2 separate regions of the Homo sapiens genome follow, and region 1 is linked to region 2. Evidence: chromatin contacts called from ENCODE Hi-C or POLR2A ChIA-PET data. All regions are on one chromosome and are shown on one strand. The core of a region is the stretch at or near the end of the contact, and the rest is flanking DNA. Distances in the headings are between cores, read along the strand shown.

The links. A loop is a pair of places that touch in the nucleus more often than their neighbours do. ChIA-PET counts read pairs that join two places held with the same protein, here RNA polymerase II (POLR2A). Pooled maps may share reads with other maps.
Region 1: a loop to region 2 is called in a pooled map, with 3 times the contacts of the local background. The contact joins the promoter of FES here to the promoter of CIB1 in region 2. A Hi-C loop is called at or near these places in 1 of 168 maps with a recorded cell type or tissue (posterior cingulate gyrus) and 6 of 50 pooled maps. POLR2A ChIA-PET finds 5 or more read pairs at or near these places in 1 of 52 experiments (activated naive CD4-positive, alpha-beta T cell).

The regions. Positions count from the first base shown.
Region 1 is chr15:90,879,250-90,886,291 of GRCh38, forward strand. It overlaps FES (FES proto-oncogene, tyrosine kinase), which reads left to right and starts at 5,255. Exons shown (of 19, transcript NM_002005.4): 1 at 5,255-5,295; 2 at 5,788-6,009; 3 at 6,163-6,336. The coding sequence starts at 5,797. It overlaps FURIN (furin, paired basic amino acid cleaving enzyme), which reads left to right. Exons shown (of 16, transcript NM_002569.4): 10 at 195-295; 11 at 422-525; 12 at 618-735; 13 at 845-1,024; 14 at 1,442-1,566; 15 at 1,681-1,791; 16 at 2,037-4,208. The coding sequence ends at 2,629. RefSeq lists enhancers at 4,304-4,433, 5,971-6,400 and a silencer at 4,831-5,340.
Region 2 is chr15:90,230,018-90,237,541 of GRCh38, forward strand. It overlaps CIB1 (calcium and integrin binding 1), which reads right to left and starts at 3,924. Exons shown (of 7, transcript NM_006384.4): 1 at 3,818-3,924; 2 at 3,652-3,686; 3 at 2,202-2,310; 4 at 1,340-1,490; 5 at 1,078-1,196; 6 at 917-1,005; 7 at 1-488. The coding sequence starts at 3,868. The coding sequence ends at 467. It overlaps GDPGP1 (GDP-D-glucose phosphorylase 1), which reads left to right and starts at 4,192. Exons shown (of 4, transcript NM_001013657.3): 1 at 4,192-4,275; 2 at 4,505-4,579. RefSeq lists silencers at 3,417-3,866, 3,887-4,326.

The DNA of each region.
Region 1 (7,042 bases), core at 4,005-6,504, 650 kb after region 2:
AGGCCCAGGAGGGGCTCGTCATTAGCATGTCCACGGCAAGTTAGCAAGGCAGCAGCTGGGACCTGGGGTTCTTGGCCCTGGCTCCCCATACCATCTGTGGTGCCCAGGGCCTGTATGCAGAGGGAGGGTAGGCAGGTGGCTCCTCTAGCCCCCTCCACCCATCACAGGCCCCAATATGATTCTCTTCCTGGCAGGTGACGACTGACTTGCGGCAGAAGTGCACGGAGTCTCACACGGGCACCTCAGCCTCTGCCCCCTTAGCAGCCGGCATCATTGCTCTCACCCTGGAGGCCAAGTAAGTGGGTGGGGGCCAGCGGCAACCCTGTCCCTACCAGCACTCTCTGTAGGGCAGCCCTTAGGGCAGCTGGAGAGCTGCTCCCAAAAAAGACTGATCCCCAGCCTCTCCCTTCCTTCTTTGCAGTAAGAACCTCACATGGCGGGACATGCAACACCTGGTGGTACAGACCTCGAAGCCAGCCCACCTCAATGCCAACGACTGGGCCACCAATGGTGTGGGCCGGAAAGGTGAGGGCAGGCTGGCCCGGCAGGCTGGATGTGGAGTTAGGTAGAAGGCACTCTGTGCCTGACAGCTGACCCTACCTTCCCTGTCCCCACAGTGAGCCACTCATATGGCTACGGGCTTTTGGACGCAGGCGCCATGGTGGCCCTGGCCCAGAATTGGACCACAGTGGCCCCCCAGCGGAAGTGCATCATCGACATCCTCACCGAGCCCAAGTGAGGGCTGGACCCAGGCTGGGAGGGGGCCAGTGGGACCTGAGAGTCGCAGGGGGTGCCCGCTGGTCCCTCTGGGCCAGGCTGACCATCATGGTGCTCTCCTGCACAGAGACATCGGGAAACGGCTCGAGGTGCGGAAGACCGTGACCGCGTGCCTGGGCGAGCCCAACCACATCACTCGGCTGGAGCACGCTCAGGCGCGGCTCACCCTGTCCTATAATCGCCGTGGCGACCTGGCCATCCACCTGGTCAGCCCCATGGGCACCCGCTCCACCCTGCTGGCAGCCAGGTGCTTGCTCTGTCCCTGCCCGCCCTGCCCAGCGCCGCCGCCTCTCACAGCCCGCGTGCTTGCCTTTGCTCGCTCACACGGCCCAGGGGGCACTGAGTGCTACTCAGTGGGGCACTCTTGGCATTTTGGGAGGGACAATTTTGTCCTGTGGGACTGTCCCATGTTGCAGGAATCCCTGGCTTGCAACCATTTAATGTCAGTAGTGTGCCCCACCTTGTGCGGTGCCTGTGTACCTTTCTAGAATCCCCCAGTTGAGCACGTCTGGCTCACTGAGAAACAGCCAAGCCAGCAGGCACTTCTGGCCCCATGGGGTTGGTCTGCGTGGGGGAAGGGTGTGTGGCCCATGTGCTGTGGGTTAGATGTCCCTGGCTTGGGGTCCCGCAGAGGCCTCAGGGCTGTGTGCACTCCCCTCCCCAGGCCACATGACTACTCCGCAGATGGGTTTAATGACTGGGCCTTCATGACAACTCATTCCTGGGATGAGGATCCCTCTGGCGAGTGGGTCCTAGAGATTGAAAACACCAGCGAAGCCAACAACTATGGTACTGGGGGCACTTGAGGGGTAGGGGTACGAGGTGGAGGGCTGGCAGGATCTCGAGCACTGGGTGTGGTGCCAGCACTGTCTTAACTCTTGCCTCCTCCCCGCTCTGGAACAGGGACGCTGACCAAGTTCACCCTCGTACTCTATGGCACCGCCCCTGAGGGGCTGCCCGTACCTCCAGAAAGCAGTGGCTGCAAGACCCTCACGTCCAGTCAGGCCTGTGTGGGTCAGTAGTGGGTGCTGTTGGGCTTTGGGGGCCTGAGTCTGGGGGTAAGGCGGGTGCCTGTCCTGAAGCCCAGCTCTAACAGAAAAAAGTCTCAAGAGACCTAGGGCCCCTGGGGCTCTTGGGATGACCACAGTCCTGGGGCTGGAGGATCCTGGGGATGTGGTGACTTGGCTTGGGGCTGCTGTGGTCCTGGGGCTACAGTCTGTTTAGCTGACACACACTTGCCCTCTCTCCCACGCCGGCAGTGTGCGAGGAAGGCTTCTCCCTGCACCAGAAGAGCTGTGTCCAGCACTGCCCTCCAGGGTTCGCCCCCCAAGTCCTCGATACGCACTATAGCACCGAGAATGACGTGGAGACCATCCGGGCCAGCGTCTGCGCCCCCTGCCACGCCTCATGTGCCACATGCCAGGGGCCGGCCCTGACAGACTGCCTCAGCTGCCCCAGCCACGCCTCCTTGGACCCTGTGGAGCAGACTTGCTCCCGGCAAAGCCAGAGCAGCCGAGAGTCCCCGCCACAGCAGCAGCCACCTCGGCTGCCCCCGGAGGTGGAGGCGGGGCAACGGCTGCGGGCAGGGCTGCTGCCCTCACACCTGCCTGAGGTGGTGGCCGGCCTCAGCTGCGCCTTCATCGTGCTGGTCTTCGTCACTGTCTTCCTGGTCCTGCAGCTGCGCTCTGGCTTTAGTTTTCGGGGGGTGAAGGTGTACACCATGGACCGTGGCCTCATCTCCTACAAGGGGCTGCCCCCTGAAGCCTGGCAGGAGGAGTGCCCGTCTGACTCAGAAGAGGACGAGGGCCGGGGCGAGAGGACCGCCTTTATCAAAGACCAGAGCGCCCTCTGATGAGCCCACTGCCCACCCCCTCAAGCCAATCCCCTCCTTGGGCACTTTTTAATTCACCAAAGTATTTTTTTATCTTGGGACTGGGTTTGGACCCCAGCTGGGAGGCAAGAGGGGTGGAGACTGCTTCCCATCCTACCCTCGGGCCCACCTGGCCACCTGAGGTGGGCCCAGGACCAGCTGGGGCGTGGGGAGGGCCGTACCCCACCCTCAGCACCCCTTCCATGTGGAGAAAGGAGTGAAACCTTTAGGGCAGCTTGCCCCGGCCCCGGCCCCAGCCAGAGTTCCTGCGGAGTGAAGAGGGGCAGCCCTTGCTTGTTGGGATTCCTGACCCAGGCCGCAGCTCTTGCCCTTCCCTGTCCCTCTAAAGCAATAATGGTCCCATCCAGGCAGTCGGGGGCTGGCCTAGGAGATATCTGAGGGAGGAGGCCACCTCTCCAAGGGCTTCTGCACCCTCCACCCTGTCCCCCAGCTCTGGTGAGTCTTGGCGGCAGCAGCCATCATAGGAAGGGACCAAGGCAAGGCAGGTGCCTCCAGGTGTGCACGTGGCATGTGGCCTGTGGCCTGTGTCCCATGACCCACCCCTGTGCTCCGTGCCTCCACCACCACTGGCCACCAGGCTGGCGCAGCCAAGGCCGAAGCTCTGGCTGAACCCTGTGCTGGTGTCCTGACCACCCTCCCCTCTCTTGCACCCGCCTCTCCCGTCAGGGCCCAAGTCCCTGTTTTCTGAGCCCGGGCTGCCTGGGCTGTTGGCACTCACAGACCTGGAGCCCCTGGGTGGGTGGTGGGGAGGGGCGCTGGCCCAGCCGGCCTCTCTGGCCTCCCACCCGATGCTGCTTTCCCCTGTGGGGATCTCAGGGGCTGTTTGAGGATATATTTTCACTTTGTGATTATTTCACTTTAGATGCTGATGATTTGTTTTTGTATTTTTAATGGGGGTAGCAGCTGGACTACCCACGTTCTCACACCCACCGTCCGCCCTGCTCCTCCCTGGCTGCCCTGGCCCTGAGGTGTGGGGGCTGCAGCATGTTGCTGAGGAGTGAGGAATAGTTGAGCCCCAAGTCCTGAAGAGGCGGGCCAGCCAGGCGGGCTCAAGGAAAGGGGGTCCCAGTGGGAGGGGCAGGCTGACATCTGTGTTTCAAGTGGGGCTCGCCATGCCGGGGGTTCATAGGTCACTGGCTCTCCAAGTGCCAGAGGTGGGCAGGTGGTGGCACTGAGCCCCCCCAACACTGTGCCCTGGTGGAGAAAGCACTGACCTGTCATGCCCCCCTCAAACCTCCTCTTCTGACGTGCCTTTTGCACCCCTCCCATTAGGACAATCAGTCCCCTCCCATCTGGGAGTCCCCTTTTCTTTTCTACCCTAGCCATTCCTGGTACCCAGCCATCTGCCCAGGGGTGCCCCCTCCTCTCCCATCCCCCTGCCCTCGTGGCCAGCCCGGCTGGTTTTGTAAGATGCTGGGTTGGTGCACAGTGATTTTTTTCTTGTAATTTAAACAGGCCCAGCATTGCTGGTTCTATTTAATGGACATGAGATAATGTTAGAGGTTTTAAAGTGATTAAACGTGCAGACTATGCAAACCAGGCCCAGTCTCCAGTGTGGTACCGTTGCTCCTGCATCGCAGCTGAGGATAGGGGGCCAGTTAGGCCTACACAGTGGCCTGCCTGCCTGGATGTGGGCCCAAGTCAGAAGGCCAAAGTCCTCCAAGGGGCGGGAGGATGCGCCAGCCCCTAGTGGAGGAGCTGGTGCCCCTGGGGTGGGGCTGGTGACCCCTGGTCCTCAGGAGCTGAGCACTAAACTCCCAAAGTCCTGGTTTCCAGCAGTGTGAAGAACTGGGCCTATTGTGTCTTCCTGGGCTGAAGTGATCTGGTCGCCACAGGCTATAGGGCTGAGGCCTAAGGTGGAGGGAGGCCTGACTGAATCAAGATGACTTCTTGTGGGGAGCCTGAGTCCCAAATGGAAAACTCCACGCCTGTCCGCTCCCCAACCCCTGCCCCTTGATTTCCCCAGGTCTCCCTTGGGACAGGAAGCCCCTGCCTGGGGGTAGGAGGATGGGGACAAAACCACTAGGATCTGTATCCGAGAAGCAGTCTCTGTTCGGGATATTTACTTGGAAATTTTATTCAAATGGAAGCTGGCGCCTGAGCCTCTCCTTAGGGAATTCCGTGAGGTGGGGAGGGCTGGGACCAGGGTTCCCTCTTTCTCTTCTGCGGTGGCCCTGGCCTGGTGCTAGGACTGCGCGCCTCCCCTCAGTACCCGCGGACACCCTGGGCTTCCCTGGGCCCAGCATCTGCCTGGGGCCTCGCCCTGGGCTCCCCCTCCTGACCCCCACCTTGCGCCCCTTCCCGGTGTTCCCGGGGCGCTGCCGGGCCCTGGGGCCTGCGGGGCGCGGGCGGCTCTTGGCTGGGCCATTCTTTCCCGGCCCCCTCCTCCCTTCCGTTTCCGTGGCCGTGCGGCCGGCTAGAGGCTGCGGCCCAGCGCGGAGCAGGGGGGCTGGCAGGCGTCGGGGCGGTCGGGCCGGTCCCGCCCGCCCCTTCCCCTCCACAGGCCCGCCCCGGGGCCTGGGCCAACTGAAACCGCGGGAGGAGGAAGCGCGGAATCAGGAACTGGCCGGGGTCCGCACCGGGCCTGAGTCGGTCCGAGGCCGTCCCAGGAGCAGCTGCCCGTGCGGGTACCTCTAGCCCCGGGGCCTGGAGGAGCGGTGGGAGCTGGGGGCGCGGCAGGCAGGGGCAGAGCAGGCGTTCCGAGGGCCAGAGACCCACCCAGGTGGGGGTAGGGGCCGCGGAAGGGCGGGGATGGCCGCAGGGGCAGGGCTCAGGCTGTGGGCGCCTGAGGCTTCAGCTGGGGCAGGCTTGGCCTGTCGAGGACCTGGGCAAGGGTGTCCCTGTAAGGGGTGGTGGGTGGAAGGGCCTGGGGAGGGAGGCTCCAGGTTGGCTCCTGTTCCCGAACGTGCGGAGGAGACCCTGACGCTAAGGAAGCAATGAGGGCCAGTCCCCAGGCCAGGCTGCTGCTGGGTACCCATGGCTGCGTGTGAGCGAGGCAGGACCCCACCTCCTCCCCGTCTGCAGTCCATCCTGACCCTACAGTCCCCAGTCTCCTCGTCCCATGCCTCCGTCTCCAGCTGCTGCCTTGCCTCCAGGGATGGCCCCTTTTCTGTCCCCAGAACAGCACTATGGGCTTCTCTTCCGAGCTGTGCAGCCCCCAGGGCCACGGGGTCCTGCAGCAAATGCAGGAGGCCGAGCTTCGTCTACTGGAGGGCATGAGAAAGTGGATGGCCCAGCGGGTCAAGAGTGACAGGGAGTATGCAGGACTGCTTCACCACATGTCCCTGCAGGACAGTGGGGGCCAGAGCCGGGCCATCAGCCCTGACAGCCCCATCAGTCAGGTGGGTCTCTATGGGACTCTGGTGGGTGCTGGCTGTATCTGCCTTCTCCTTCCTCTCCTGGGGGCCCTCTGGGGCAGTGGCTGGAGATCTGGCAGGCCAATGCTTGGGAGCCATTGTGCCCCCCTCCCTGCCTCCCCCATCTGTGCTGTATAGTCCTGGGCTGAGATCACCAGCCAAACTGAGGGCCTGAGCCGCTTGCTGCGGCAGCACGCAGAGGATCTGAACTCAGGGCCCCTGAGCAAGCTGAGCCTGCTCATCCGGGAACGGCAGCAGCTTCGCAAGACCTACAGCGAGCAGTGGCAGCAGCTGCAGCAGGAGCTCACCAAGGTGAGCGGGCAGCACTGGGGCTTCGGTCATTTCTGTCTAAATTTTGAGCCTCGAAGGGGTTGTTTTGCACAAGAGGCCCTGGATTCACTGGGGAAGTGTAAGTCCCTGACCGCAGGCCTGGCTTGCTCTAACCTTGATGCAGCTTCCTCTCTTCCTTCCCCTACGTTGAGCTGGCTTGCAGCAAGGCCTCTCTGTGCTTTTTCTGTGCCTGGGCAAAGTGCTGGGAGTGTAAGGATGAGTGACCGGTCACGTGCCTGGGAGAAGCTCAGAATCGGTACTCGCCTCCACACTGTGCCATCTGGCTCTGGGTTCTGAGAGTCAGGGAGAGGAATGAGGGTCAGTCTGTTTGCCTTCGACCTAGGCAGCCTCCTCTCAGGGCCCCAGAGACTGGGCAGCAGCATGGCCCCCCGAAGGTCGAGGATTCGGGCCGTGAAGTCAGCCTGCCTAGGTTTGAATCCCACCCAGCTCCTCAGTCTAGAGGCTGTGTGATTTGGAACTATTTATCTGGGAGCCTAGTGCCCCCATTCAGTGTGCTGGTCACCCTCCCTGCACCACACCCCTTCCTCAAGTGCAGAGCCCAGCCTTGCCATGGACCCACAGCGGCCCCTGGTGGCCACCCTGGCCCCATTCCTCGCCCCAAAAGATCATCTGATTCAAGGGTGGGCCCATTTTTATAAAGTTTTGCTGGAACACAGCTATGCCCTTT
Region 2 (7,524 bases), core at 2,674-5,173:
GATGCATGCAGAGACTCATCTAACCACCACCCCAATCAGGATACAGGCGAGTCCCACACCTCCTGCTGCCCCTTCATCCTCACACCCTCCCACGGGGACAGCCAGCGTGGGTGCGGCTTGACTTCCCGCTGGCCTCTGCTCGATATGCTGCTTATTCCTAGGATGATTGAAGGCTCTTAGAAGAGAAGTCCAGTCCTTCCTCATACCAGTGTATCTCATGTCACACATAGGGTCAAACTTCTAAACCTTTATTACTGATTAGTACAAACACAAACGGAGCAATGACAACAGCAGTGAGGAGAGGCCCTGACAACGAGGGCCGCCCCTGCCCGGGGTGAGGCTGCACAGCGCCAGCTCCAGGCTGGGCCAGCTTGGCCCGCACTGGCAACACAGGCTTGACCTTGGCCACAGCTCAGCAGTAGAAAGGTTCTTGGACAGGGTGCCAGGACACACGCTGGGGCTGCTGTCACAGGACAATCTTAAAGGAGCTGAACAAGAGAAAAGCGGTGGGTTTTCTGCTGGAAGAGGAGGGCAGGGACTAAACCCGAACTTGCCCCCTTCTCCCTTTAGACCCTTCTTTGGAACGGGCTATGTTCCGTGTGTCAGCCCCCTCTGCAAGAACTCCCCGAGACATCCAGAGGGAGCTTTCTGGACCCACACACTGGGTCAGAGCTTCTAAACCTTTATTACTAATGAGTACAAACACAGAGCAATGACAATGGCAGTGGGAAGGGGAGAGGTCTTGACAAGGAGGGCTGCCCCTGCCCGGGGCGAGACTGCCAGCTTAGCCGGCCCTGTGTGTGGGGACTGGGGCTTTCTCTCACCCTGGCACCACCTCCTGTAGCCATGCCCTAGGCCCAGAGGCAGCAGGTCGGAACCTGCAGGTACCCAGAATGAAGGGGGACCACTGTCATACCTGGCAAAGTCTGGAGAACGGGAGATGACGTGCTGGAACTCAGAGAGGTTGATGGTTCCATCCCTGTCAATGTCAGACTCCTCCAGGATCTGGGAAAGGGAGAGTTTCAGGCCAGAGCCCCAACTGCTCCCTCCCGCTCCCAGGCCTGCTCAGCTGCTCACGTTGTCGATGAGCTGCTTCATCTCAGACGCACTAAGCCGTGTGTCCTCGCCCTCTCCCGTGAGGCAGTTCACCAGCCGGCTCAGGTCTTCTCTGTTCAAGGTTCCGTCATCATCAAAGTCTAGAGAGCAGACACAGGAAGCCAAAAGACACGGTTGGGAGGGGCTCTGAGGTTCCCCAAACGGCGCCCATTTCCCAAGCAGGGCCACCACAAAGCCCACGTGGGAAGGGGTGGTGTCCTGCCGGGCTGCTCCTGGTTCTCACCAAAGATGCGGAAGGCATAATGGGACTTGATGTCTGGCGTGGCTGTGTCACTGAACACACTGAGGAGATCCAGGAAGTCCTCAAAGCTAAGGCTGTCTTTGGCTGGGGATGTGGAGAAGACCCTGCAGATTCGCTCCTTGAAGGGGTTGGCCTAGGAGAACAAACGCCACAGGACGTGGCCCAGGTCACACGCTCATTAAAGCCTACCAGAAACTTGAGAGAGCAGGTCACAGGACCAGCACCAGCGAGCTCAGCCTCGTGGGGGTGAACAGTCAGTGCTTTGGGGCCAACATGGAGGGCAGTGGGGGCACAGGAAAGCAAACTGACCCAGCTGGGGAAGGGACTGAGATGGCTTCCTGGGAGTCAAGTGTTTAACCCAAAGGCAGGTCACATACAACGTAAGTGTGGGCAGAGAGGGAAGAAGAAGTCATCCTAAACAAAGGGAACGAGATGGGCTGGTTATTTTAAAACACAAATATTTACTTGAACAGCTATTGTGTTACAGGCACCGGGCCAGGCCCTTTGCACAGAAATTTTGCAGCAGCCTTACGGAGTGGCAATCAGCCTCTAGAACACGGTTCCTCAAACTCTAATGAGGTACCTCAACTCCTCTTAAGGGACAAAACTTCTTTGAACTTCCAAGATTATGTTCTAGAATCCCCATTTGAAAAGCACCATTCTAGATAATTCTGCCAGGTGATTTTGGTAAAGTCCTTGCCCCTAGAAAATCAGAACTAAGCAGAAAAATGACCAGAGTGGGGACCAGTGACCCCATGATCCCAAAGCTAGTGGCAGATGGAGTTAGGGGGTCTAGCAGGGAGGGAGTGGTGGGAGAGGTGTCAAAGGAGGGGAGCGCTTGCACCTTGAGCTCTGGAAGGCTGAGAATCTGCTCGAAGGGCACTTGTGCCCGAAGTGACGACTCCACGCTCCGCTGCTCCTGGGGAAGCAGCTCACAAAACCGCCTGTGGGCTCTGGTAGAGAGAGGGGAACTGTCGGTGTTCTCAGCGATCGGTCTCCCTGTGTGTTCATTCCCACTCCTTGCCTGCTGCTCATTGTCAACCAGGTGAGGAGCTAAAACCACGTACACAGAACTTCCGAGTCATCAGGCAACGGTAAGCAAAAGGACATGTCACAAGGCAGTACAGCCTAGGAGTCTATTCTTGCAATGAGTATTTACTGAGCATTTACTATGTGCTTGGCACTGATTCTAGAGATCCCCAAGGGATGAAGAAGTTGGGAAAGGAGCCAGAAGTTGGCCCTAAAGAATTGGCCAGGCACGGTGGCTCACACCTGTAATCCCAGCACTTTGGGAGGCCAAGGCGGGCGGAGCTTTGGAGGTCAGGCGTCTGAGACCAGTCTGAGCAACATGGTGAACCCCTTCTCTACTAAAAATACAAAAATTAGCCGGGCATGGTGGCGGGTGCCTATAATCCCAGCTACTCAGGAGGCTGAGGCAGGAGAATCACTTGAACCCGGAGGCAGGAGAATCACTTGAACCCGGAGGCAGAGCCTGCAGTGAGCCAAGATCGTGCCCCAGCACTCCAGCCTGGGCGACAGAGCGAGACGCTGTCTCAAAAAAAAAAAAACGGAGAAAAGAGCAAAACCAAAAATCTCATTCTCACCTTCACTCCAGGGATCTCTTACCCTCAAAGCCTCCTTTTTAGCAACCACACTGAACTGTCCTCCTCGGCCTCCACCTCCTTCCCATGAGCTTATCTTTGCCACAGGAACCTGGCCTGCATAAATCCGGCAAAAGGGCTTCCAGCCCAAGTTCAAATCTACTTACTCAGAGTGTTGTCTTAAGCAGTTACCAAACCTTTCTGAACCTGTTTCATTGTCCAGTACCTCTCTCCTAAAGATTAAATTAGGTAACGCAGGCAACCATTTAGCACAGTCCCTGGCACATGGTGAGTGCTCAGAAAGCGATAACGGTTACTGTATTATTCAGGTAAAGTTGGGAGAAGGAGCCGGGCTCCCCAAGGCTTCTGTGGTTTAGCCACTGGGCAAGGTCGGCCCCTGCCGGACTGGGGCAGGAAGTTCGGCAGTGCTGAAGCTAGTGGAGCCCAGGGTCAAAGAGCGCCTAACTTTTCCTGGAGGCTGTAAGGTGGCTCCGCGGTGCCACGCTGGGGCCTCAGGCGAGGGCGGGGAGGGCGTGCCGGGAGGAGGGCGCAGCCCGGGCTAGGTCTCCCGGCCTCCAGCTCCCGCTCCTCTGCAGACCTCAGGCCAGCCCCCGCCCCTCCCTCGGGACAGCGCCCCCGAAGCTGTCTCTAGAGGATCCCGGGGTCGGAGGCAGGGTTCAAGGCAGCACTTACAGGAGGATCTCCTGCTTCGTCAGGAACGTCAAGTCCTGGAAGGCAAAGCCAGAGCGGGGATTAGCGGACCGCTGGGAGGCCGCGGCCGCCCCGCAGCCAGCTCCCGGACCCTGCTCCCGAGAAGAGGCCCGCACGCGAGCTCCCCAGGGCCAGGCGTCCCGCGCACCTGGTACTCGGCCAGCAGCTCCTTGGACAGGCGACTGCCCGAGCCCCCCATCGCCCCGCCGCGCGCACAGCTCCGCCAACTCGCCTCGAGACGCAGACAACTTTCTCACTTCCGCCCTTGGGCCGCGTCACTGCCCGGTCCCCGCGGCAACCGCTCCTGGGGCCACCACCCCCGGGCCCGCCCCCTCCTAAAAGCTGCCAGGCGTTCCCAGCCGGGTTTGGCAGGCGAGCTGCCGGCTCCAAGCGGTCCTAGGCGAGCTGGAGGCGGGGCCCGGGGAGGGGCCCGACGCTCCGGGGCGGAGCCCGGGACTCACGGCCCCGCCTCCGGGGTGGGAGGGGGGGGCGGGCCACGCCGCGCGCGTGCGTGCTGGCTGCGTATGCGTCACGGGCGTCATGACCTCGCTGTGGCCCCGGCAGCGGCTGCGGGGAAAGTCGCGAGGTGCATCCGCTTCGGCTGCAGTAGGTGGTGGCGGCGGCAGCCCTGGGTGGGGTCCCATAGGGGCATCTGAGAAGTCACTGGAGCTAGCGTTTCCGGGAAACCTGGAGACTCGCTGAGTGGCGGGGGTCGTCGGCTGCCCCTCTGCCCAGCAAGGGCTTTTCTAGATGTTATCATCAGGCAATCGCTGCACCTGTCGCAGCCCCCAAGCCACCTCTTCCAGAAGTAACCATAACCTTGCTTCCTTCTTAGGCTATTTACTGAGGACCCACTGGATGTCAAGCATTGTGCATAGTTTTCTTCGATTGTTGCAACATCCCTTGCGAGGTAGGTTCCCATTTTACAAAGATGGAAATACGTAAGTCCAAAGGGTGTTAGTGATTTTTCCGGGCGCCGGCATTTAGAAGGTAATCGGTCCAGTCCAAGGCACTTTTAAAGGCTCTCCACTGCTGTTCTCATCATTCCAGCTGACCTGCCGTCCTTTTGACTCCATCTCACCCCTAGACTGCTGACCCTTTGCTCTTGTCCCCTCTTAACCTCTAGGATAATGTTTGGCACATAGTAGGCTCTCAGTAAATATTATCGAATGCATAATAAATGAATGAACGTATACTATTGCAAAAGGTAAGGATTCCAAACTGCTGGGAGGAGGAAGTGGAGGTTGTGTTGGTCAGGCTGGGATTAATTCTTGATCCTTCCAATCCATTATACTTGCTGATCTTTGTAAAGTCTAAATCTGAGTATGTTAGTCTCAGTTTATAACCATTAAATGGTTAAAAACCCAAATCCTGGCCCTCTGTAACTGGACTTCCTCCTATTGGCTCTCTGTCTTTCAGCCACTTTGGGCCCTCAGTCCCTCTTCCATCTCATCCTCAGGGAAGCCTTTCCTGACTCCCTAGACTGCCTAGGAATCTACTTTACACTGGAAGAATACCCAGTGCTCTCCTTGGCAGCATGTGTTTGATAAGACACACTGTATTAACAGGTACATTCCATCATTGTAGAAATATTCAAGGCCAGGCGCGGTGGCTCATGCCTGTAATCTCAGCACTTTGGGAGGCTGAAGCAGGCGGATCATTTGAGGCCAGGAGTTCAAGACCAGCATGGCCAACATGGCAAAACCCCATCTCTACTAAAAATACAAAAATTAGCCAGACATGGTTAAACCTGGGAGCTGGAGGTTGCAGTGAGCGGAGATTGTGCCACTGCAGTCCAGCCTGGGCAACAGAGTGAGACTCTGTCTCAAAAAATAAAAATAAAAAAAAATAACTAGGGTATAGGCCCATCCCAACCTGATCATTTTTCTCTTTTTTTTTGAGACAGAGTCTCGCTGTGTCGCCTAGGCTGGAGTGCAGTGGCATGATCTTGGCTCACTGCAAGCTCCGCCTCCTGGGTTCACGCCATTCTTCTACCTTAGCCTCCCCAGCAGCTGGGACTACAGGCACCCGCCACCACACCCGGCTAATTTTTTTGTATTTTTGGTAGAGACGGGGTTTCACCCTGTTAGCCAGGATGGTCTGGATCTCCTGACCTCGTGATTCGCCCACCTCGGCCTCTCAAAGTGCTGGGATTACAGGCGTGACCCACCGTGCCCGGCCGATCATTTTTCTCTTAATAGCAGGCTCTTTCTGTCCGAGAAAGAGTTAGTCTTCTGTTAGTAAAAGCTTAGGCAAAAAGCAAGAAGCTGTCATTATGTCTCCTGTACTAAATAGACCTTGTTTGCCTCTTACAAGCCAAGGCGAATACCTGGACTGCATGGTAATAAGTATCTGTCTTCTTTTTTTTTGAGACAGAGTTTCACTCCTGTTGCCCAGGCTGGAGTGCAATGGCATGATCTCAGCTCACCGCAACCTCCGCCTCCTGAGTTCAAGCAGTTCTCCTGCCTCAGCCTCCTGAATAGCTCGGATTACAGGCATGTGCCACCACACCCAGCTAGTTTTGTATTTTTAGTAGAGACGGGGTTTCTCCATGTTGGTCAGGCTTGTCTCGAACTCCCAACCTCAGGTGATCGCCTGTCTTGGCCTCCCAAAGTGCTAGGATTACAGGCGTGCGCCACTGCACCCAGCCATAAGTATCTCTTTATAGTGAAGACATGAGAGTCAGCTTTGTGCCTGGTGACCAGCTGTGATCTAGATCTCTCAGTCACTTCACTTGGCTCTGAACCCTTCATGGAACAACCTTTGGTTTTCATTTTGCTTCCTGATTCATTTTGTACACTGACCAGCCAGCAAGAACCTTTTGTGCCATTTGGCATATTTCTCATTGTAAATTATTTTTATTTGTGAGATGGAGTCTCACTCTGTCACCAGGCTGGAGTACAGTGGTATGATCTTGGCTTACTGCAACCTCTGCCTCCCAGGTTCACCTGATTCTCATGCCTCAGCCTCCTGAGTAGCTGGGATTACAGGAGTGCACCACCACGCCCAGCTAATTTTTGTATTTTTTTTTAGTAGAGACGGGGTTTCACCATGTCGGCCAGGATGGTCTCGATCTCCTGATCTCTTGATCCGCCTCCCTCAGCCTCCCAAAGTGCTGAGCCACCACGCCCGGCCTCTCATGGTAGATTATTAAATGGGCAGTCTGAATCATTTGGTAGTCCTCGGTGAATCTGGTTAGCATATTGTCCCTCCTGTACCTGATCAACTCTTGGTACAGTGATAAAACCGAGCTGCTGATATACTTTTATTTTTTATTTTATTTATTTTTTTGAGACAGAGTCTCACTCTGTCACCAGGCTGGAGTGCAGTGGTGCGATCTTAGCTCACTGCAACCTCTGCCTCCCAGATTCAAGCGATTCTCCTGCCTTAGCCTCCCGAGTAGCTGAGATTACAGACGCCCACTACCACACCTGGCTAATTTTTTTGTATTTTTAGTAGAGACAGGGTTTCACCATATTGGCCAGGCTGGTCTCGAACTCCTGACCTCGTGATCCACCCACCTTGGCCCCCCAGAGTGCTGGGATTACAGGCGTGAGCCACCGTGCCCGGACTTTATTGTAATTTTCTTTTTTTCCCTTTTTTTTTTTTTTTTTGAGATGGAGTCTTGCTCTGTCACCAGGCTGGAATGCAGTGGCACCACCTCAGTTCACCACAACCTCCACCTCCCAGGTTCAAGTGATTCTCCTGCCTCAGCCTCCCAAGTAGCTGGGACTACAGGTGTGTGCCCACCACCACGCCCAGCTAATTTTTGTATTTTTAGTAGACACAGGGTTTCACCATGTTGGCCAGGATGGTCTCGGTATCTTGACCTCGTGATTCACCTGCGTCAGCCTC